Regions from separate parts of the Mus musculus genome. Here region 2 is linked to region 1. A link is a loop called in an ENCODE intact Hi-C map of the cell type or tissue named here. Cell type or tissue: left cerebral cortex. All regions are shown on one strand. Links, peaks and the distances in the headings refer to the core of each region. The heading gives the core; the rest is flanking DNA. Region 1 overlaps Myo3b (myosin IIIB). Region 2 overlaps Myo3b (myosin IIIB).

What was found. Peaks named below come from ENCODE experiments on the same cell type or tissue, not always from the same donor. Only the 100,000 strongest peaks of a DNase experiment are listed, where the experiment ranks them.
Region 2: it touches region 1 in a loop (2.3-fold over the local background); 1 of 42 quality-filtered maps calls a loop at or near these places.

Annotation. Positions count from the first base shown.
Region 1 is chr2:70,101,732-70,114,309 of GRCm38, forward strand. Myo3b (myosin IIIB) reads left to right here. Exons shown (of 35, transcript NM_177376.4): 5 at 3,646-3,750; 6 at 3,923-4,022; 7 at 6,891-6,967. Among named protein-coding and RNA genes, the nearest start is that of Myo3b, 69 kb to the left of the region's middle. In left cerebral cortex, for the core only: no CTCF peak of the experiment used is centred there; a DNase peak (open chromatin) is centred at 7,449.
Region 2 is chr2:70,054,117-70,066,694 of GRCm38, forward strand. The region is part of intron 2 of Myo3b (myosin IIIB); the gene reads left to right. Among named protein-coding and RNA genes, the nearest start is that of Myo3b, 21 kb to the left of the region's middle. In left cerebral cortex, for the core only: no CTCF peak of the experiment used is centred there; a DNase peak (open chromatin) is centred at 6,404.

The sequences.
Region 1 (12,578 bases), core at 2,941-10,940:
ATTTCTCTCTATATATATATCTTTTTTTTTTGGTTTTTTCGAGACAGGGTTTTTCTGTATAGCCCTGGCTGTCCTGGAACTCACTTTGTAGACCAGGCTGGCCTCGAACTCAGAAATCTACCTGCCTCTGCCTACCGAGTGCTGGGATTAAAGGCGTGCGCCACCATGCCCGGCTTTTTTTTTTTTTTTAATGTTTACCATTTTTTTTATGATTTATTTATTTATTTTATGTAAGTACACTGTAGCTGTCTTCAGACACTCCAGAAGAGGGCAACAGATCTTGTTACAGATGGTTGTGAGCCACCATGTGGTTGCTGGGATTTGAACTCTGGACCTTTGGAAGAGCAGTCGGGTGCTCTTAACCACTGAGCCATCTCACCAGCCCTAATACATTTCTCAGTAGCTCTTTATCTTATTCTTTCAGACAGAATCTCTCACTAAACCCAGAGCTTACCAGTTCAGGAAGATTGTGTGGCCAGAAAGCTCTAGGGATCCACTTGCCTCTGATCTCCCCAATGCTGGGATCACAGATACTAACTGCTACTTGGCTTTTAATGTGAGTGATGCCAACCTGAACCTAGGCCCTCATGCTTGCATGACAAGAACTTTATAAACTGTACTGACTAATTTGATGCCGACTTGACAGAAGCTAGAGTTAACATAGAGGAGGGAGCCTTAGCTGAGAAAAGATTGGACTGTAGACATGGCTATAGTATATTTTCTTAATTAGTTACTGGTAGGAGAGGGCCCCATTGGTAATGGGTGGTGCCAACCCTGGTTTGGGTGGTCCTGGGTTCTATAAGAAAGCAGGCTGAGCAGGCCATGAAGAGCAAGCCGGTAAGCAGCATCCCTCCATGGTCTCTGCTTCAGCTTCGCCTCCAGATCCCTGTTAGAGTTCCTGCCCCGACTTCCTACAGTGATGAAGAGTGACATGGAAACATAAGTCACTCCCCAAGTTACTCCCCAAGTTGCTTTGGTTATGGAGTTTTAATCACAGCAATGGTGACCTTGCCTAAGGCACCAACTGAACTATCTCTTCAGTCCCTCTCCCTGAGGTGTTTTCAAATTTTCTGATGGATGATAGCCTGTGTCTGATGCTGCTGTCCTCGGTTCCTCTGCCAATCTGCTGCCAAAATTATCTTTTCAGAATGTAAACCTGAAGACCTCCTGCCTAAAGCTTCTCTAGAACCACTCGTGGTCCTACGTCATGATGTCATAGTTTTGAAGTAGACACAGTATAGAACTATAATGCCCGTTCTCTGTCCCCCTTCCCAACTCCCTTTACCCAAGAGCAGCAGAGTGATTAGAATTCTTTCATGTTCCCTTTCTTTGCTGGGATATCTCAACTCCTTTGCTCTGGATGCTCCTCCACTTCCTACTCCAAACCCTTTTGTCTTTCAGCCTTTTGTCTTTTTCATCTGAAATGTTATCTCCAATGGAAAAATGTCTCAGTCCTTTCGTCCTCCCTCAACAGAGTTTGCCCTACTCTCTGGACACATCCTCCCTCCACAGTGCAAATGAAGTTACTTAGGTGCTCATTTCTGGGCAAAGAGCCCTTTGAGGCTGGGGACTGTGTCATCCTAGGATTATTGGGTGATAAACAGTCTAATTGCAGCCACTGGGAGCAAAAAGATGAACACTGAATGTTATTTTTCCTTTCAGGGTCTTGTAAGGTACAACTAGAATCCAAGAGTTTGGAGCCGTTTGATGTTCATCACTGTGACAAATACCTGACATCATTAAGTTTTAAGAGAAAATGCTAGCTTAGAGTTTCAGAGGTTCCAATCCATGGCTAGCAAGACTTGTGGTTTGGAGCCTCTGGTAGGAGTGCTGATGCCAACGGAACTTGTGTAGAATGGCTCATCTAGTGGTCTGTACCACTCATTTGGTGGGGAGTGCGCCCCAAAGACCTAAGACCTCCAAGGCCCTTCTTCCAAAAGACCCATAGCATCTCCTAACAGTGCCACCCTGGAGGCCAATTTTTTAATGGATAAACTTTGGGGAACATTCCACATCTAAACTATAGGAAGATAGACTATTGGAATACAGCATTTGGGACATGAGAGCCAATGGGATTGAGTGGCCAGTTCTACTTGATATTAGCAGACTGCTGACCTCAAGGTCACTTAATATAGTACCAAACCCAAAGGGTCATCATAGTCTTTAAACATTTCACTACGGGTCCCTACAAAACATTTCCTCATAGTAATTTTGTGCTAATTTTAAGGATGCCATGATTTCCTATTGAAGTTTTAGTCACATACTTACGAGCAACTTAGATGCTAAAAGCACCAGCATTTCACTCCAAGCTGATTGTACTGTACAAGGATCTGCCAATCACACAGCAGGGAAGGCACCCATAGGCTCATCCTTCACTAGACGCTGCAGTTGTTCGTAACTAGAGTTGAGTAGCTCTTACTATGCTGCTGTCTCTTTTAGGATAGCTAGCTGCTGATCTGTCCTTCCTCAGATTATGTAAGAAGGCCAGTCCACTCAAGCAGGGGAGCAACCCCCCCCCCAACTCACTAGTTGACTCTTATTTCACACAAAGCACCACAGGGAGCCCTAAAGAGTCTCTAAAGAAAGGCTTTTACATAAGCTCAAGGATAGCTATTGGCAACTGAAGCTAGCTCCCAGTTTGTTCTCCAGAAAAATGCATGGGTTTATATCACACTGCCCATAGATGCCTTGATTTTTTTTCTTTTTTTCTTTTTTTAACTTTTTTTATTAGATATTTTCTTCATTTACATTTCAAATGCTATCCCCAAAGTCCCCTATACCCCCCCCCCCACCCTGCTCTCCTACCCACCCACTCCCACTTCTTGGGCCTGGCATTTCCCTGTACTGGGGCATGTAAAGTTTGCAAGACCAAGGGGCCTCTCATTCCTATGATGGTCGACTAGGCCATCTTCTGCTACATATGCAGCTAGAGACACGAGTTCTGGGGATACTGATTAGTTCATATTGTTGTTCCACCTATAGGGTTGCAGACCCCTAGCCGTCTCTTGTGAGGCTATGCCAGTGCCTGGCAAATACAGAAGTGGATGCTCACAGTCATCTATGGGATGGAACACAGGGCCCCCAATGGAGGAGCTAGAGAAAGTACCCAAGGAGATGCCTTGATTTAAGGAGGCTTGTAGCAAGCAAACATTGACATCTACAATCAGTGCCGTTTATCCCTGAATCCCCTGGGCATATGTATCAAGGGCATTCATTTTGCCTCTTCAGTCTTTTTCATCCTCAAAATATATGTTGTTGTTTTTAAAGACAATAGTCACATAAAGTGAAAGGTATCGAGTAAGTTACCATGGTTACAGATACATTCTTCTTTTTCTCTTTCATATTTCTAAGTAATAACTTGTGCTTTTATATTTGACTTGACAATTAAAAAGTCAGCTTCTGGTATCAGCATAAATCACTACTCATAAATCATTACTTTGAACAAAGAACAGACATATACAAAGAACCTGATTTGGTTGGCTAATAGAAATTTGCAAACTATTTCAGTCTGGAGTTTTTGTAATCTGAAAATTTAGCCCATTGTCAGTAATCAATAGATTTTTTTTTTTCTTCTTCTAAATGCATTTGTCTTTTCTTTTTGTTTGGGTTTTCTGGCTCCCTCTCTGTCCTGCACTACCTCTCCAGCTGTGTAATGGGGGCTCTGTCACTGAGCTTGTCAAGGGCCTTCTGAGGTGCGGCAAGAGGCTGGACGAAGCTGTGATTTCCTACATTCTGTATGGAGCCCTCTTGGTAAGAATGTCTATTGTGCACTGCCTGGCTTAGCACGTGAACTATGGAGAGTAAACTTCGGGATGGAATAACCTAATGTGTGCTTTGATCAGGGCTGCTGGGTCCATTTGCTGACAGCTCTGCTTTCTTTCTTTCTCTCTCTGTCCCGCCATGGTGCTGGGACACCGGACAGGGCCTTCAGCATTTGCACTGCCACCGAATCATCCACCGAGATGTGAAGGGGAATAACATTCTTCTGACGACAGAAGGAGGAGTTAAGCTCGTTGACTTTGGTAATGAGTCTGTCATTTGTTTTCTTGATGTGTGCAGTTTTAGCCAAAGGGGACAATTTATTGCAATCTCTGAAGACCGGGGCTCTCTGCTGTGCCACAAGCTCAGGGACTTTCCAGGCAAACGGGCCCAAGAGTAGGGAGGGGGCTTTCCAGATGCCCTTTGCTAATTATTTTCAGCTTTCAAAGCAATTTTATTAAAAATAGAAAATAAAAGTATTGCGAAAGGAAAAATCGACAGAAAATGGAATTCTGGTTCTGTTTGTTTTTTGCTTTCTGTGAGACTCTCCCACCTCAGGGCAATTGTCTATAATTTACATTTTTCATCTCTCTTTTGCATATGAAAAGAGAAAGCAGTTTGGTCTTTTAAATGACTTTCTCTAGCCTTGGGCATACTTATTTGCAGTGCACAGAAGGTAAACTGGTCTTTTGGGCCTGGGGGATGTGAAATTCTTGACTATTGCTTCAACACGTGAGGCTGGTTGACCCGAAAACATTAATAGGAAATGCAGACAGTTCTACCTGAGGCGGGAGAATGTGGCCTCTTCTCCCAACCTCTGCTTTGACAGTCCTAAACCCACAAGCCATTGAGCTCTCTTTTTTGGCATACAGAGTGATTTACTCCTCTAAATAAGTTTAAGATTAGTTAGTACCTCTGGGTTATTGTTACAAATAATGAGAAACCATTTAGAGTACTCCTAACTGTTCCTAACATCACCAGAGGAAATTTTAATATTCATTTTTTTTATTTATAAGAAATATGAATTTGGTATATGAATGTATCAGCAAACGATTTGAGAAAAAGAAGTTATTGAAGAATGAATGAAAGTGGGAGTGGACAGATGGCTCAGTTTCTGTTGCTCCCAGAACCTGTTTGGAGGCTCATAGCTGTCTGTACCCCCAGATCCTGAGAACAGGATACTTTCTTCTGGCCTACTTGGTCTCCTGCATGCATATGGTGCACAGATAGACAAAACACTGCTGCACATAGACTACAAATCAGTTTTTAAAATGAGGTTGCTTTAGGTGTGTTGGTCTGTGTTTTAAGAGGCTAGTCAAGAAAAAGGGTAGAGGGAGCCAGTTGTCCAAGGCTGTGCTCCTCTGTCAATAGGAGGAGTGACAGAACTGTAGCAATGTACTTTCCGCATGGCCTTGAGGGTATTGACCATATAGCCTGGAAGGGTGAGCGAGGATAGGGCTTCAAGCTGACTTATTCAGGTGTCAGCTTAGCAAGCTTCGAGAGAGAAAGCGTCCTTAATCTTCCCAGTGGAAAGTTCCTGTGCATCCAGTTTCTGTAAGAGAAGATTCCAGAAACTAAAAGCAGAAAGGGTGACTGTTTGATTACTGTATTGTTATGGGGGACTTGGTGAAATGGCGATTATCTGTGGCACTGTGACATGGAGCTGTTTGGAAGGCTGAGGTTCATATATCAAGTGTGTGTGTGTGTGTGTGTGTGTGTGTGTGTGTGTGTATGGGGGGAAGCAGCCCTTTCTGGATCTCTATGAAAAAGAATGCAAATGGCTAACCCAGGAACCAGCCTGTGGTTCTCTGCAAGTCATGCAGGCCCTATGGTCTCTAGGGTGTGTCCATTGCTAAGCAGCATATGGTATTAAGCCCTGAGTTCTTGTCTTCAGTTGCAGTAGTGCTGAAGTTCCTCATTTTCAATAGGACTGTGCTAGACTATCGCTTAGTACAAAAAAATAAAAATACATTACATTTATAAAGTACATGACATGATTATCCTCGGATTTGGTCTCAGAAGAACCTATACGTTAGGCATGACGGTTGCCATTGTCCTGAGCCTGAAGACTGAGAAATTGCAGCTCAAAGACAGGGCAGATACATCGTCAGTGAAAGGGCATTGCTGAGCTGGAAGGCGAGAGAGCCTCTGAACCTTCCATCCAGCCTACATTTACCTCTACTTTATTTGATGGTACAAAGAAGAGAGGTCATTGGAGGACATTGGACTAATATTGAAATTCAGGTCCTCAACAGTGAGCTTTAGATAATAGCGCTGTCAATTTCTTTTTCCATTTCAGAAGCAATGCTTTCTTGCCAAGTTGCTAGTCTTGTAGGCTCGATAAGGGATGGAAATCTTTTTGTGACTACACTGATGCTCTATTAGAGATAATTCTTGCCAATCTTCCTCCTCCATAAAATGAAACACTTATTAAAGAAATCATCTGAAATAATTGAGAAACATAATAGGGAGATATTTTGGGCTGATCATAGTTGTTGATGTTTTTCTTTATATTCCAAATTTCCATTCACACGGACAAGAATATTCATCAGGAAACAGAAATTCTAATGATTTTGATAGAATGATCAAAACTCCATTCAGAGGTTAGAAAAGTATTGTTCATGGGAAAGATATGACCCACCTTCTATTTTTATGTAGTCCATGACCTAAGAATTATATATATGTACATATATAGTCATTGTAGTCCAGATCTTGTTATAGCTCAGACTGGTCTCAAACTCACTATGTAGCCCAGGCTGGACTTTAAATCTTCGATTCTCCTGCTTTAGCGGGATCCCACATGCTGAGATTGCAGACGTGTGCCACCATGCTTTGTCTAATTTTTATATTTTTTAATGACTGCTAAAGCCTCAAAAGACTATATTATGATATGTGAAAATTATACTTGATTCAGATTTCAGCATCCATAAATGAAGTTTTATTTAGATATGGGCACACTCACTCATTGATGCATTTTCTGTAGCTGCTTTAGCACTATGGTAGCAGTTAGTAATTGTGACAGGAACCATGACACCTAAAATAGCCACTATTGGGACTTTTACAGAAAACATTGCCAACCTCGATCTAGCATCTCGTGCTCACTGGTAAATCCTGATACCCTTTTCCCGTAGGTGTCTCTGCTCAACTTACAAGCACACGGCTGCGGAGAAACACATCAGTTGGGACCCCATTCTGGATGGCTCCTGAGGTAAGCAGGAAATATCTAGTTCTTTGCACTTGTTCAGTGTCTGGATGTTGTGCCTCTTTATGGGCATGGCATGCTCTCTACAGTGTTCAGGCTAGAAGTCTTTATCCTTATAGAACTCTAAAATACTCATTGGTGAGGGATACTGACTGATAAGACTTAATCTCAGAGAATCAGGACTAAGTCACAGCCAGCTCATAGGGTGCCTTCACCCCCTTAGGAAATGGTGACCCTCTGGGAGAGGCAGCTTTCTTCCAGGGGCCTGACTTGGCAAACTACTTTTCCTAGATAAACAAGCCTACAACCTATGGCTTGGTGGTGAGCCTCATTTCAGCTCCAAGCAGCCTACAGAGCTGCATGCAGTTTCTCTAGCTGTTCCAACCATGTTCATAGCAACTTCTCCTGGGTACACTGTTAGCTTGCTGCAATAGAAAAGAGTTTGGTCCTAATTTAGTTCTGGCCTCAATAACAGAGATGAGGCATACAGAAGTCGGGGAGCTTTCCAGCCGGGTAAGCTGTGTGTGAGTCACTCGTGCAGCTGGCTTGTTTGGTCAGCACTTCCCAGCACCCGACCTTCACCTGAAAGCAGCTCTCTGGGAGAAAGCAAATGGATTCTTTGTATCAGAGGACACAGGCAGTCGCCTTCCTAGAGGGCTTTCCATCTCCACTCTGTATGCATGGTCAGTCTTCTGTATGATGGCCGATCATACGGAGGCTAAGACAGTAGGTAGCTCATGCCAGTCTCTGCTCCGACCAGTCGCTACTCAATCTTCTTCAATGTTCCCCACCGTATATGGCCTTCCATTTTTTTATTTGGGTAATAGACCCACCTTAAACAAAAAGCAAAAGCTGGCAGATTACATTATTTACTTATTGTAAACGTTTCTTAAATAGGTTTAAAAGTTCGGAACTAGATCTAAACTTCTTATCACATATTTATAGACCCATTAAAAATATTTAAAAACTACAAAGCCAGTGACCTGCTAATCAGCAGTTTGATGAGACAGGCTATTGTTTTATGCCTTAGCACTCGATTGTGTCTCAGCACACAAGTGTGGGTTCTTTGAGTCTGGCATACCACATGCCACGTGTTGACCTGATCCCTACCCACTGCCATGTGGTTGCGTTTCAGTCCACATGATCTCTCTTTGAGAACAATAACTCCTCTGGCTTCTAGCCATTGCTTTCTGTGAGCCGGGCACAGTCTCATAGCAAATGAGTGTGGGTACTAAAACTATACGGCAGGTAGTTAGTTACCCAGGTGATCTGGGAGGTTTGCATTTGTGACAGTGCAACCACTGACATTAAAATGAAGAAATACACATTTCATAAGGACCTGGTGAACCCCACAGGGGCGGAGGCTCATGGTTCCTTTGAAGGAGAGCAGAGTCCTCCTATCCCGTATTATATCTGTCCAAGTTTATTTTCAATTTCCCCTTCACTAACAGTAGTGGGCAACGGATTTCCCTCCCACATTCCTGGGCCACATGGAGGCTCCTACTTCTTATCTCTGGGTAGTAGCCTGCCACTGCAGCCTTCACACCCAGCCTGCGCTTAGCCCACAAGTCATCTCTGCACAGTATGGGAGGGTCTGGACTCCCAGGACTTGAAACTTTGGTGGGGACTTGAACCCTGAAACTCTCCATTCAGTGCTGGCCCAGAGTAGGCGCTCAATGCATATTTGCTGGATGAATGAACATTTGGTGAGGAAGCCAGAGGGATCAGATGAATGGACTGCACCTCAAGGAAGGCACCAAAGCTATTGGATTGGCAAATACCTCCTTAGATTTCAAGTGATGTGTCCTGAAAGGGACGCTAACCAAAGATGTGCAGCTCGTTGAGTGGCATAATGTGGAAGGAGGTACTCCTGTTCTAATCCCAGCAAACTGCTTCTCTTTGTCCCTGTATTTCTTTTAGACAGGAGCAATTCTGGGCTAATATTTTTGAGATGAGTAGGTGACCCCATTTCTCAAATGGGGGCTGTGCCTAACCTCTGGATATGGTCTCTACAGGTTCGCTCTCTCCTTTGTTGGGCATTTCAGCTAATGCCATCCCCGTTGGGTCCTGGGAGCCTCTTGCTTTCCTAGCATCTGGGACTTCCTAGTAGCTACCCCCAGTTCCCTGTCCCCCCACTGCTACACACCTCTATTTGGTTTTCTGACCCTCTGTACTTCTCCCCCATCATCCTCATACCTTATTACTGAAATAGAGTATCGCTTTCCCCAGCCAAGCTTCACTCAGCTCTGTGGCCCTGCATATACACCCACAGGAACAACGTCCTATTTGTGAGATCAGTGAGGCAAGCGTTTATGCAGTCTTTGAAAAGTACAATCAGTAATGGTTCAAATTAGCATTGTCTGCATGTGAAGCCTAAATGCAATATTGATTGTATATGCTTTCCCTTCAGTTTGTGTGAATAAGTGGATTTAGATTAAATACAGCAACAGTGCCTGCCCTAACAAGGCTAGTGGAATCAAACTTGCAGATGGCCTATACTTTATTTTTAAAAGACCACAAAAATACCCTTGATCTTATTTTATTTCTGAGAAATTAAACCATTATTTCCTTCTATTTTGATGACACCAATGTAAGTGTGATATTTTAATTCAAGTGGGCTATCCTACGAACCAGGTAGTTAACAGAATGTGACCATATCACAATCAAATGTTGACAAGATGTCAAGACTCACAATTCACTTGGGCTGTGAGAAGCTATAATCAACATCTCTAGCCTTTTCCCCTCGGTGCCTGGTGTAGGCACTGCTGACAAAGAAAAATACTGGTAAAGCACTGTCAACTGAGCAATGTGTGTGAGGCAGGATGCTAACGGTGCGAATACTCTGATACATACTGCTGGGGAGCAAATTGCTGAAGAGAAGAAGAAAGAGGAGGAGGAGGAGACGGAGGAGGAGGAAGAGGAGGAGGAGGTGGAGGAGGAGGAGAAGAAAGAGGAGGAGATGGAGGAGGAGGAGATGGAGGAGAAGGAAGAGAAGGAGGAGGAAGAGGAAGAGGAGGAGGAAGAGGAGGAGGAGATGGAGGAGGAAGAGATGGAGGAGGAAAAAGAGGAGGAGAGTCCCTACATAGAAAATATGTTTTAGATTGCCATGAGAAAAATAATCTAGACAATAGAAAACTATTTTCATATGATAAGACCAGGGGTTGGAGATTCCAGAGTTCATGATTCTGCCCCTCAATAGAGTCACCAAAGTCCAAGATCTTTTTTTTTTTCTCTTATTCTGAAGATTGAGGTTGGGACGCAGGCAAATGCTCTACCACTGGGCTCCACTCCCAGCCCTGAAACTCCAGTTTTCAAAGTCTCCCTGGCTGTGATTGCTACGAGCTATATGACTTTATTGTCCAGGGACTTCCTTGGTGGTGGATGTATAGGCACAGTGCCTGTGATGAGCTGAGAGGCAGGAGTCACTCCAGCACTTCAACAGCCCCTGGAAAAAGCACCGTGTGTGGTAAGATTCCATAGAAGCCTTCCTTGACTCCATTGCACCAATCCTGGAGTCAGATGTGCACATCTGTGAAAGTTTGCTAGTGGCATGGAGCTTAACTTAACTCAGCACCGCAGAAATGGGCCCTCTCTTAGTCTGGGGTTTGGTCACAGTGTCAATGGTTCTAAGGCTCTCAGGTAACTGCTTGGGTCCCCCTCTCCTTCAAGCCTTGTATGTCACAGGTGCTTGTTCAGAGTGACTGTACACACACATGTGCACTCACATGCATGGGTGCAGACACACATGAATAGACACATACACACACATGCACACAGACATACACGTGTGTGAACACACACACAAACACACACTCACACTCACATACCACATGAGTGCCTGTCTCGTGTCTGGTCTGTGATTTTAGCTAAGGTACCTTTGTGTGTGTTGAACACAAACAACTTCTCATTGTTTCTTTTCTCCTATACTGCCTCCAGATGGTTGGTTTCTCTATCAGTAATATTCATATAATGGCAGCACCTTACATTTGTATAGAGTGTTTGTATATGTTATTTTATAAACACACAGACTCATCTGTGAGATGCTTGTTAGTACGACTGTGAGTGTTATGAAGAACCCAATACCTGGTCTGGCCAAGTGCCCAGGGACATGGGATAGGTATATGAGCGGGTATATGGCTGGAATCTATCTTTTGTGATTCAGTGAACTAAAAGACTTCAGTATAATTCATGCTAGTATCTACATTAGTATCATTTAGCACATATTTATACCCAACAAACACCTGACAATTTCCTGTGGGTAGGAGAAAGAGGCAGAGCCTACTTTGTGTTAGTAATGGGTGAGGGTAGCTGACAATCTACCAGAGTTGCCATCACATCTTGGGAAAAACTGAACAGAATTAAAAGGAGGCAGTGGAAAGAGACAATAGATAGTTGTTCGTGTTTAATACTAAAAAAAAAAGTCTCACATATAGGCAAAAATCAGGAGACCACAGATATCATATGTGTGTGTGTATGTGAAAGTGTTCATGTATGCATTGTGCATGTGTGCATGTGTGTGTGCATATGTATGTGTGTGTTTAGAAATGACATCAGTTTTTATTGAGTTTTTATCTGTAGACTGTGCTGAAGTGACACCATATACTTAGCTGGTGTGTGCAGCTATTAAATATTAACATATCTCCATTCTCTTGAGTTTTCCTCAGCTATGGAGACACCATGCCTCTGCCTGGTACATCCCCAGTCTCTTAACCAACTACAGGGGCAAAGCCTTGGTGAGGAGGGAGAGAGCTTCAGGCCAGCACAGGCAGCTCTTCCTTCTATGGCCGCTGCCACACGCCAGCTAAGTGTTGAATTTCTGGGATATGGAGCTTGCTAAGCATGCGTCCAGCAGGAAGGAAGCCTTCACTCACTGGGACTGGCTCCCACACCCTGACTCTGATAGGTGCCTTTTTATTATGCACTTTTGTTCATTCTCAATGATGGAGATTATTTCCCATCTCACTACTAAGCAAAGTTAAGCTTGGAGATGCTGTGTCCCAGACTGCTTATCTACTAAGTGCTGAAGCCATTTGTGTTCCCAGGCAGTATGAGAGTGCAAACCCCATTTTATAGATGGAAATAATTCTCATGCTTGCTTGGTTTCAAGGGTGTTCATAAGGGATGCTGTGTGTGGGAGATGCGCTCCTGGTAAACAACATGTTTATCCTGCTCATCCAACAAGACACAAAAGTATGGCAGAAGGATGCTCTGAAATGGGAGTTTGAGAGGCATCATTTAAAAAAACTGCTACCTGCAATGTACAGCCTGACTTCATGTTGCAGTTTCAGCCACTGAGAAGCATCCCGTGTAGCCAGACCTGGTGTACTCAGCATCCCCCCCCCCCCCAGGCAGCTAACACCCTGTTTCTGTATTAGAAAACAGACTCCTGAATAAAATAAACATTTGCTTCTTTTCTGAAAAAAAAATTCCCCCCTTTTTACTTCCATCTGCTTGTTGTTGCAAACAAGAGCTAATCAGCAGAGTGGAGAAACAGATGTGCTGTGACGATGCTCTCTGCCCTGCCCAGGGTCCTTGACAGGAACGGTTGCCATAACAACCATCTTACACCAATGCAGAAATAGCGCAAGCTTTTTGCAACCACTCTTGACTTCATTAA
Region 2 (12,578 bases), core at 2,328-10,327, 48 kb before region 1:
TTGGATTCAATCAGAAGGGGTCAGAAGAGTTCTCTGATGCTTGTGGTGTTAAGATGATTTGTGCGCATAAATACGTGCATGCATCCAAACAGGAATGCATTCGTATAGGCCTCACTCATTAAAGCTTCTGACAGGGGAAGGCCATGCTTGGTGACAAATAGGTATAAATATTTCATCAATGAGGGAGAAGTGATATGGCACCTTAGGCTTTGGTGCCCTGATCTGTTTTGCTAGCCTTTGCTGAAAAATGACTCTGACGTTTTCTAATTTCAGTTGGTCACATGACCCACTCTCCAGCATCATGTTTGTCCCTTTTTGTCTTTGGCAAGATGTGAGTGAATGTGTGTTTTCTGTTTATCTACAAGGCTGCTTTCTGCTTCCATTGCAAATGTGAAAGCCCCAGTCAGACCTTACCAGCAAAGCTGATGGCCTCTTTATAATTTCCAGCCTTCTTGGAACCCTGAATTCTGCTTACAGCTCTTTGAAATCTTGCCCTCTTTGCCTGGGATTCCTGCTAGACGCTATGGTAGGAGTTTCTTTTATAAGCTGATTGACATGCCCCGCCAAACAAAAAATTATCAGGAAAGAGAATCAAACATGGGGGCCTTGTGGGCAGAAGGAAGCGACACCCAGGGCAGAAGTGACTGGATCCTAGTTGTTTGAAGGACATTAGCCAACCTTCAGGAACACCCAGACCAAAATGAAATAGGAAATGCCAGTCTAATCCTGAGCCTGGACCTGTGTAAAGGGGTGGGTCAGGAGCAGGTGCCCAGGGAAGTGGTATGCCCGTATGGGGTGGTGGATTCTCTGTTTGGTCAAGCCCTTTCCCAGACAAGCAAAGGACACTTGGGGAAGCAGCCAGCCTGAGGAAACAGCAGGACAAGGAGAAAGCTTTCTCAGCTGGCTGCAGCAGCCCCGAGTGGGGTTGACTGGAGGGCTCTGTGTGGGATAAGGTGAGGTAAACCGTGAACAAGACTCCCATGCCTCCCCCAATTACTGTCTGGCTCTGTTTTTGATTTGTGGGTTAGACTTTTAAATGCTGCAAACTTAGGGGAAAAATAGCACAAACTTTAATTGAAGCAAAAGAAGAAGCCTAACCAACAATTCTGTCCCTGGGTATTTATCTACCAAATAGGAAAGTGTTCCCTCCTACATACAAAATAGCTTTGTACAAGACCTGTAGCAGCTGAGTGGAAGCAATGCAAGGAAAGTAAACTGCAGTAGATCTACCTTTAAAATGTGTGGAGTGAAACACACGCACACGCACGTACGTACACACACACACACACACACACACACACACACACACACACACATACACATACACACACATGTAACAACGAGGATCAATACCAAAATATACTAATTTTTAAAAAATCTACTGTTTTATTAGGTTGCACTTAAACTACTGCAGCCTTTTGAATGTTTAAAGGTATTGTCCAACAAAGCCACTAATCTACTATTCAACTGTCTTTTTTCTTCACTCACTTACCATGCCAATACAGCAGACATCAGGATGTAGTTAGTTACAGGCTGCTGTACCTTTAAATGTGTAGTCAGAAGGGGAGGGGCTCTCGCATGCATTCAAATCTTACAGTGGACTGGGAGCTAATTGCTTTTTTTTTTTTAAATAAAAGATGTATTTATTTTATTTATATGAGTACACTGTAGCTGTACAGATGGTTGTGAGCCATCATGTGGTTGCTGGGAATTGAACTCAGGACCTCTGCTCCCTCCAGCCCTGCTTGCTCCGGCCCAAAGATTTATTTATTATTATATGTAAGTACATTGTAGCTGTCTTTAGACACACCAGAAGAGGGTGTCAGATCTCATTACAGATGGTTGTGAGTCACCATGTGGTTGCTGAGATTTGAACTCAGGACCTTTAGAAGAGCAGTCGGTGCTCTTAACCGCTGAGTCATTTCACCAGCCCCTAATTGCTTTATGTTCATCTTTCCTTTAATCCCTGGAAGCATTGGCTCCAGTGTACAGAGTAAAGACTCAGAGAGCTTGAGTCTATGGATCAGCTTTACCCAGCCAGCAAGTTGTCAAAGCCAAGCCTCAAGTAATGGCCTTCCTCATCCCCCAAATAGGTTTCATACTCCAGTTCTACGCAGCACCTCTGCGAAAGAGTGCAACATTACATGCTGTCTTAGTCAGGGTCTCTCTTGCTGCAGTGAAACACCATGACCAAGAAGCAAGCTGGGAAGGAAAGGGTTTATTTGGCTTACACTTCCATCTTGCTGTTCATTATTGAAGGAAGTCGGGACAGGAACTCAAACAGGGCGGAACTCTGGAGGCAGGAGCTGATATACACAGTCCATGAAAGGGTGCTGCTTACCGGCTTGCTACCCATGGCTTACTCAGCCTGCTTTCTTTCTTTCTTTCTTTCTTTCTTTCTTTCTTTCTTTCTTTCTTTCTTTCTTTCTTTCTTTCTTTCTTTCTTTCTTTCTTTCTTCCTTCCTTCCTTCCTTCCTTCCTTCCTTCCTTTCTTTCTTTCTTTCTTTCTTTCTTTCTTTCTTTCTTTCTTTCTTTCTTTCTTTCTTTCTTTTTAATACAAAAATAAATTTTATTTTGTTAAAAAATGTTTAAATATTTTTTTCTTTTAATTTAGACACACACATTCGTACTTCTCCCAAAGAGGATGGACATGGCAGCCAGGCTCTGGGGCTGAAGGATATGGTATGGTTTTGGAAAGAAAGACAGGCTAGGTAGGACCCTTTTGAGAATACAAGTAAGGACTATACTAAGTGTAGTTCATTAATGTAGAACTCCAAACACAGGCAGAAGCTGCCCTGGCCTGGGTGGGTTACGTGGGGAGGATCAACAGAGGGAAGTCTTTGCTCCCAACAGGCTCCATCCCCTGGGCTGCCAGCCCTTGAGTCAAAACACTATTGAGAATTCAGGAGTCAGCACTGTGGCTGTCACGCGGTGCCACTTTCAGCATTCAATTAGCTAGGCCAAGAGGGCCCATGTGACATTAAGTCTGGCATTACCAACATGCCATCACACATACAATTCAATTCTTCCTCCAAACTCGATTCAAGGAGCAACACACATTAACATCAGACAAACACAGTACAAGGCTTGGAAAATACAATCCCGAAGAGGCAAACTGGCCCGGGGGGTAGTGGGCAGGTGAAGAGGCAGCGAGAAGCAGTGGTGGGCGGTCTGGTCTACCTGCCCCAGGTCTTCCTGGAGCAAACGTCTCCCTCCCCTGGCTCTGCCAGGCTAACAGTCTTGAGCCACCAACCCTTTCGAGGCTGTATCAGCAGAGGGCTGGATAAACAGACTTGGCAGAAGAGGTGGAACCGTGCCCACTGGGGTCTCCGAGGCAAAGCAAGATTCACTGCCATTTAAAAGGAATGAATCTCACAGAGGACCAGTGAAGGACAAAGCAGCAAGAAATAGGGAGAGACCCTGAAGGAATCAGACGAAGAGAACCACTTCTCATGGCCAAACCAAGCAGGCAAAGCTTAGGAACATTCTGTTTTCCCCAGTCCCACCTCATGTGTATTAGGGATCCAAGTGGGTGCCAGCAGAGATGGTGCCAAGGAAAGAGGGAGGCTGCCTAGGTTACACACTAAACAAGCGCTGGGGCAGTAAGACGACAATATGTACAGATGTTTTTTTTTCAGTTCTCCGGCCTAACCAGTGTGACTGTTCAAGTACTGGGCTTCTGCACTTCCGTGGGGCACTTGCTTCCTCTAGAACAGAAAGGGCCAGGCTGCGTTTGCTATAGAATTTGAAGGGTCAGAGGCTCTTCCTAGCAGGTGCTGAGGTCCAGATTCAGGCAAGGGATGGGGGAGCAGGCTACTTCTTGCAGGTGTGCTCAGCCTGCTTTCTTATAGAACCCAAGACCAACAACCCATCGATGGTACCATCCACCATGGTCTGAGGCTGACTCTATACATCACTAATTGAGAAAATGCCTTGCAGCTGGAACTCATGGAGTCATTTCCTCAACTGAGGCTCCTTCTTTCCTGATGACTGTAGCTTGTTTCAAAGTGACACTCAAAACCAGCCAGTACATAGAACTGGAAGGTGTGGTAGAGAGTGATGTTCCCCGAGGCTGCCTGTATCCCCATCCTTGTCATTGTCATCTGTAAATATGCCACCAGACATGGCAAACAATGCTACAGGGATAGTTAAATGAAGGGCAAGGATCGCTCACTGTCATGACATGATCCTATGAGGAAGAAGGGGAAGCCACAGTCAAGGGTGGAGGTCCCAGAACCGCTGGCTTTGAAGACGGAGGGGCCGTGAACTGAGGAAGGCTGGAAAGGCAGACAGATTCTCTCCTGAACCTCCAGGAGGAACATGGCCCACTCAGGTCCACTGCTGACATCTCCCCTTTAGGCCTGCACAGGACTGAGTTGGTGTTGTTTTAAGGGGTGAAATTTGTACTAATGTGCAGCAGCAACAGAAACTAATGGGAGGGATGACTGCTAACCAATCCAAAGCAAATTTCATTTTCTTCTTTAATAGCTGTGTCTTAGTTGGAAACCCTTGTGGCCAGTGCCAAGGTAAGATGTGTTAGTAGATGGGAGGAATGCGAGCAGGGTGCATGTTGGGGATTTATGCACATGTCACCATGCAGCCCAGTGTTGGGTATATGGTAGTTAGTGTATATTTGTACCATAAGAGTCTTGGTATGGTAGGCGAAATCAACCCCCACGCAGACTTTCCTAGAGAAATAGCAAGGTCAGATATATTAAAATTCATAGGCTAACCAAATAATTGGATAATTTATTGCTCTCTCTACCACAGTAGACATTATCTGATTTGTCATCTTAAGTCACGAAATTCATTGTATGTATTCATCATTCAATAGCCACAATCATTCATTATTCCTTACGCTCATTTTGATTCACCACGTCTTCGTACGACGATGCAGACACAATTATTTTAGTGAGCAAATGTCTATGCAGGTAGACAGAAAGACGTACACACATTCTGCAGGGTCCCAAGATTTCTGTTGTCAGTATTGGTTTATTTTACCATCTTTGAATTAAGCTTATACATGAGTATTTAAAAGTTTATCAGCTATCTTATTACAAAAGACTATAAATAATTCAACACAGAAAATTACCCCTCTGGAATTGATATACGTGGCACACAATATAAATTTAATATAAATGGGGAATTTTAATCTTAGACTAAGTTGCTTTGGTCATTAATCTTTTCTCAAAAAAGAAAAAAAAAGGATTAGAATTTCTGCCAGGAAAAGAACACCCTGACGTCTATAAGATCTTATAAAAGCTTGATTTATTTCTCTTCTATCGGAGTTAATTTTGAAAGTTAGGGGGGAACTCTTGATACTAACAGATATGGAAAATCCTTTGGTGCAGTGTAAGGGTCCGATAGGAATTCGAGTCTCAATTAAATTGCAAAGCTGTTCATTCATCATTAGATGTTCTCATCGGAGACCTAACAGTGGGTCCTTTAGGATACTGAAGTGTTATTTGGGGCCTAAGCTAACACAAAATTAAATTTACCTCTGACTGGCTACGAGTACCACTCTTGTATTAGAAATCTATGTGACTATTGTAAGCTCTCTTTCCTATTAAATGAGAAAGTACATTATCTGAATTCTCTTCAAGTGCTAAAGTGATATTTGATTCCAAATGAGTGTGTCAGTGCCTTGTAATTCTACTGAGACTTGCCCTCTTGCATAGCGTTCCTTAGTATCTGTTAGCAACCTACTCATCCAGACTGGCTAATGTATAATGATGTGGCGCCTGCCATCTTTAAGGGTGTTGCTACATTTGGTTTTGAGTAACTAGAAGACACAGGGGACATGACCCGTCCCGTGCTTTTATGTGACTTATGAAAGACTGCCCAACTTGGTGTTCAGCTATGGTTGTATGATGCTTTGAAAGAGTTGTCCTTTTCTCTGGGCAGGTAAAGCCCAGATGAACTAGGGTTCACACACATGGTGAGCTGAGCCTTTGGCTGGGAGACTTTGAGCATGCACAACCTCTCCAATTGCTACTCGGAAACCCGGTGTGAGAGGGTAAGGCTCCTCTGTATTCAGTTCATAGGTAGCCCTCCTAATGACATTGTTGATTCTTTAAACGGAGTCAGAGGAAGTCAAATGTTCAGTTCACATTTTCCATAGCTCTTCCGAGGTAACCACCATATGGCTGTTTGCAAACTGTTTTGTCAAGTTTGTTTTTAAATACCCAAAATGCATAAGCCCTTTGGGTATTTAAAGTCTTGCATACAAAAAGAGCTTACTAAATCACATCCATTCACCCAGCAAACATGTTTTTTGAGAACCTTTGCCAGGCACTGGGATAAGAACAGTTGGTGTTAGACACTATCCCAGGCTGCAAGGAGATATAGCTTGGCAAGGGGGTGGGCACTGTGAAAGGAACATTTCAGATCTCAAATCCTGATAAAGAGGTTGTGTTCTTCGATAATACCAGGGCTTACCGAATGAAGAGTCGGGGGTAGTGATGTGGATGGTTGCCAAGGAAACCTCCCTGGGTTGAAAAATAGCAGGTGTGGGCTGGCCTGTGCAGACAGCACATCTTCATGTGTAGCCTTTCCTGACTGGGAAGGACTGAGAGATGAAAGCTTGCCGGTGATGGGGTGATGGGCAGTTAGAGAGGGCCAGAGGTGCTTAGGAGAGGGAAGAAGCTAATTAATCTGTCTTCTTGAGTTGGCAGGTCTCTGAAACAGTGGTCAGGTAGATGGGAGGGCTTCCTGGGACCCCTGCTCAGCACCCAATTGAGAAAGAGAAAGACAGCAGAGCCAGAGGCTGCCAGAGCCAGCGGCTGCAGACAGCTGCATGGTGACGTGGGGAGCATTCTTCAGATATTTTACCGTTTTCTTTCTTTCTTTTGATCAGTATCTAGTTGTGCCGTGTCTTCTTCTAAATGGGTCTCGGAAACCTTATGTATGTTCAAATCATGTTTCCAGAAGTGGTTTTAATTGAAAACCACTAGGTAGAGGCAAATGTATGTAACGTGTTACTATATTGAAAAATGCTCACGGGGTGGGGGTGGGGAGGTGGGGTGGCCAGAGGGAGCAGGAGTGGGTTAGCTCATTAGCTTTGGTGAAAGCACACAGTGGAGATGTATGAACCTCTTTCTCCCCTCCTTTTCTCCCTCCCTCCTTCCTTCCCTCCTCCCCCCCCTCTTTTTATTCCCCCTTCCTTCTTTCTTTTTTTCTCTTCTCACCACAGTGGTGGTTTGGACCAGGGCCTGGGCATATTAGACAACTCCTCTATCACTAACTGACACTCTTAGCCCTCATTCCAGGAGTTCTGTAAGAGCTGGAATGAGGTGGCATTTGCAAGGGGATCATGAGAGATATGAAGTGTTATACTTACAAAGTGTTAACCTGTCTTTCCAAAATAATCCAGCCAAGATTTTTGAATAACCAGAGAGTTAAGAGCCAATTCATGGGACATTCCTGCTGTGTGGATTCCTTTGAAAAGATTATTTGTAAACCAGGTCTGTTGTCTCAGCTACTGGGGAGGTTGAGGCAGGAAGGTTGCATGTTCAAGGCCCACCTAGACTGTCGTGTGAGTTCAAGGGCAGCCTGTGAAGTTTAGTGAAATGTTATTGCAAAATAAAAAGTCAGACAGGCCAGAGGGGTGGGGAGGAGCTGTCTCTTTTGCCTGGAGAAGTAATTTCTCCCCTCATTAAAGACTACAGATGCCAGAACCAGGGAGATGCCCAGCTGCCATTAGACCAGAACCAGGGAGATGCCCAGCTGCCATTAGACCAGAACCAGGGAGATGCCCAGCTGCCATTAGACCAGAACCAGGGAGATGCCCAGCTGTCATTAGACCAGAACCAGGGAGATGCCCACCTGCCATTAGACCAGAACCAGGGAGATGCCCACCTGCCATTAGACCTCAACGCACACTGATTTTTTATTGCCCTACAGCTAAGCTGACCCTACAGGAAGTCTGAGGTTCTAGGAAGCCTCTTGCCCATATCCAGTCTTTTCGCTGAGCCTTTCAATGGTGCTTTCCTCCATAGAGCACAGAGCATCCTCTCTCATCCCTGGAACACTGTCTCTCATGGTACGCTCCTACATCTCCAGATAGCTCCTTAGAGATGCGCACTCTGGGGCCCTCATTCTCAGGTAGTGTCAGGACTGAGTAGTCTGTTGAACAAGCCCTCCAGGGCCTTTCCATGCTAGGCAGGACTGAGGAACACACCAGGATCCTCAGACTCTGTCTGTTTAGCTGGGAGGCTTTAAAACCCAGAGGTTCTCAGTGCTGTAGCCCAGACCAATTAAACTAGAATCCTCAAGGCTGGGACCTGGGGGAATAATGATGTTGAAATCTCACCCAGATGCTTTCTGTGTGTGCGCCAGTGGGATAACCACCACAGGGCTGATATCGAGCTTGTGTCCCCGATGCTCACAACATCCTGTATTTCTTTGCGAAACATTCATGTCATGAGACCAGCGAGGTCCTGTCTTGGCACCACGGCATTATTTGTTGGCAGAATAAAACACCCTGTCCTTCGATTAGAGGGTAAATTAGAAGGACTCGTTTAAAAATGTGAATTCTAAAAGTATTGCAACACGATCTTATCCAAAGTATGATTAGGGAACGGGTATGACGATGTCACATAGTTTTAAGTATTCGAGATGGTGGGAGATGGTGTCTCTGTAGAAGGAGGTATAGATTCTACCTTGACGGTACATGAACCACATCAAAGCCACAGTCCTTGTCATGTCTCTCCCCCTTTCTGTGTCCCTGTGAGCACAGACATGGTCTTCACATGCCTGACACCATGCATATATCAGTGTGGGCAGCATAGATAGGTGTGTATCTGATTCATATACTTTTTTCTTTCTTTCTTTTTTTGTTTGTTGTTTTTTGTTTTGTTTTTGTTTTTCTCTCTGTGTAGCCCTGGCTGTCCTGGAACTCACTTTGTAGACCAGGCTGGCCTCGAACTCAGAAATCTGCCTGCCTCTGCCTCCCGAGTGCTGAGATTAAAGGTGTGCACCACCACCGCCCAGCAGATTTAAATTCTTTTTAATCCATCACTGCATCCATTGCCTGTCCTGTTTTCCATTTAGGGCAGATTTCATAATACCCAGTAGCCCTCTTCTCATCACCAAGATTTATTAAAAAAAAAAAAACAGAACAAAACAAAACAGTTAGTTGGTGACATTGGTTAAATTCTCATTTGACTTAGAATGTCATTTGGAATTGAGGGATAAAACCCATGAAATGAAAATGTGGATATTAAAGTAGAGCAGAAAATGGATAATCTGCTTCTGTCTGAAATGCATCTGTTTAGAGTGAAATGTAATAGGATGTTCCTAGGAAAAATTACCTAGAGGGGAAAAAGCCAAAAGGTAGCTCTTTTGTCCACTTTTTCAGCCACCAAGTAGCTGGTAGTCAATAAAGTTACAAAGAATTGTTTTTTTTTTTTAAATAGTCTTCCCTTTTGGAGGACCAAGTCTTTCTATTTGCGAGTGTTGGAGGTTGTTCTTGTGCATACATGTGGGTGTATTTGATTATGAACCAGTGTGATGAAAAATTCTATTTCTGCCAGGAAAAAAAAATGGATCTCATACCCAACCAACATTTCTTAGGTATATTAATTGTTTTGTGGAATAAAACTGCATTCATTCATTCATTCATTCATTCATATATCTCATCATGATCTATTTTAATTTTATGTAGTCCCACACCTAGCACAGGGTCTGGCTAGGTATAGGGAGCACATGGTAGGTCCCTGTCTGTATGATGCTGACTGTGTGATGTTTGGGACATTTTCAAAGCTACATGCAGCATTCTTTTGCTTCTGAGCTGTTGCTGTTGTTGTTGCTGTTGCTATTGTTGTTGTTGTTGGTGGTGGTAGTGCTGGTGGTGGTGGTGGTGGTGAGCTGAGTGTGGAATTTGTGTGTGTGCATCCCTATAGTGCTTTTGTTGTTAGCTTCACTGGAGATAGTAGCCCAGGCAAATCTAAAATTAATAGATTCTATGTGGTGTGACCTTAGAGATGAGGAATCAGGGATATGGCTACCAGGTTGCTGCTGTTCTCACTCTGGGAATGTGGCATACTTCAGTTCTTACTGTGGAAGTGCTTCATGTGGAGCAGAGCAGCCCTCTTCAGGATCCTGTTCCTCTCTCTAGCGGTCCCTCTGAGCTAAGGAGTACTGTTCCGGTTTAGGAGAGGAGGGAGGAGGCAGGTGTACCAGGCCTGTACCCTCCGGGAGGGTGGGGACCATCCTAGTGAAGTCCGTTGGGCCACTCCTTCGCAGGGACAGCTGGTATCTTTACCCCCCAGCTTGAACAGACTGTCTGTGACCTTCCGTGTCCCTGTTTCACCTGGGACCCTGCTGGTTCCCTGTTCTGCCCTCCCTCTCTTGCATTCTTAAACCCAATTTCCAGCATCCGCTTACCAGGATGACCTCCCAATCACTTCAAAGATAAAGATCTCGGCTCTCCCCACATGCTGTTGGAAAGTTCTGCCCCAAATGAGACAATTGAATTCTAACCCAGTGCCATTGTTCAGTATCTTTATGATCCCTCTTCTGGAACCAGACTGGTCTAGTTAACATCCTGTTCTTGCTCCTTACTTTACTCCCCCAGCAAGCAGACAAGCTGGTGAATACATCAGTTCCAATGACGAGAGTCTGAGTCCCTGAGCTAGTCTGCAGGTGACTGTTATGAGTTCGGTGGGCACTACAGAGATGGGGAACACGTCCCTTTCTTTCTTTTTATTCTAACTTTTTATTCTCTGTGTATGGGTGTTTTGCCTGCGTGTCCATCTGTGTACCACATGTCTGCTCGGTGTCTATGAAAGCCAGAGGAGGGCACTGACTACCCTGGAACTGAAGCTGCAGGTGGGAGCTGTCACTCAAACTTGGGTCCTCTGCAAGAGCAGCAAGTGCTCTTAACCACTGAGCCATCCCCCGCAGCTCCCACCTCCCTTTAAGATCCCTACAGCGCTAAATGGAAAGGCAAGAGATCATTACTGACCAACAGCAGTGAGATATTTGGTCCCTTAGACACGCTCTTGCTTTCTGCCTCCCCCTGTGCTTCCCTGGACTCTGACTTCCTCTCCCATGTGTGCTGTGTGTGCACCGACCACTTCACTGCTCCCCCCAAAAGAGCATCTAGATCCACTGGATCCTGGAAGTCCTCCAACCTGAGTCTTGATCCTGAACTGATCGGATGCTTCCTGGGAACCTGTGGGCTCATCAGACACAGCATCGTTGGCTCCTGCTGCTCAAGGGTCTCTCACCTGGCATGCTGACCTGAAGGGATACTTCTTGACTTCCTATTCCTGGCTCCCCCTTTCTCTCTTTACCTCAGTCCTCTGCATACATCCCACGGTGTGTCACTCGAAGCTATCAGATGCTTCTCCAACTTCAGAAACTAACCATTAGCAATGTTATGTGTCCCGCCACATCTGTAGTTCTAAAGAGTGACCCTGTCGACTGTATCTGCAGCGACTGAGCACAGCACTGAGATGATTTGTTTCGATCAGGCAATGTGGGGAGGGAAGGGCCTTTGCAGCCTGAAGTTGGGACATAAGGAATCATAATTATCAAGTGAGATGCATGGGGAACCCTCAAGAGTGGCTGTCATTGTGCTTGGTGTGCTGATAGGACACACAGTAGGCTCACCCACGACTTGTCGACATCAAGTTAATCTTGATTAATGGGGGAGGTAAAGCCAGCAAGGGTTTGATGGATGTGTCATCTCCTCCCATAATAGTCATCTGAGGCCAACCCACTTAGGACCTGCATGGGAAGCAGGGCCTTTCCTCTGGGGCTGGGGAGATGGCTCAGCAGTTAATATCACATCTATGACATAACATTGACACAAAACACATGCACAGAATAATCTTTAAAGAAAGTCCTTTTGTGCTGGCACTCCGTACATTCTGATGAACGCAGTCTGCTTTGTTTTCTGGGCCTGAAAAGGTCTGCTGTTCGCTGAAGAAATGAACGCTGCACAAAAGCTGGATTCAGAAAATAGGTCACCCGTGTGAGCTGCAGTTATTCTCCTTCAAGCTTTCTTCTGGGCTTGCTGGAGATTGCTTTTTTGCAAAGGGCAGATGTGGCTACCCTGGCTGAAAGGCAACTGGTGTGTGTGTGTGTGTGTGTGTGTGAGTGTGTGTGTGTGAGTGTGTGTGTGTGTGTGAGTGTGTGTGTGTGAGTGTGTGTGTGTGTGTGTGTGAGTGTGTGTGTGTGTGTGTGTGTGTGTGTGTGTGTGTGTGTGAGGCTTTGGCTTTGGGCCCCTGTCAGGCATCACAGATTCTGGGTCCTCAGAGCTAACTCTGTCTTTGTCTGGCTGTTGAACTCCTACTAAAAAGGGGAAACACTTTTTCAGTACTGATTTCCACATGAACATACACATACACCACACATGCCTTACAGCTACATAGTCACACATGGTTAGGTGCACGATCCCTGTACACATGGACACAGCACACAGAGAGCACACACATGCAGCTAACATGTTCACAGCCACTTGATTGGTCCCCTGCAGTCTATAATAGAGCAGGCCCGTGGGATTATAAAACACTTTATTTCTGCACACAATCTCTCAGCTTGAGGCCAAATTGAAGGGCATTAGTCATTAG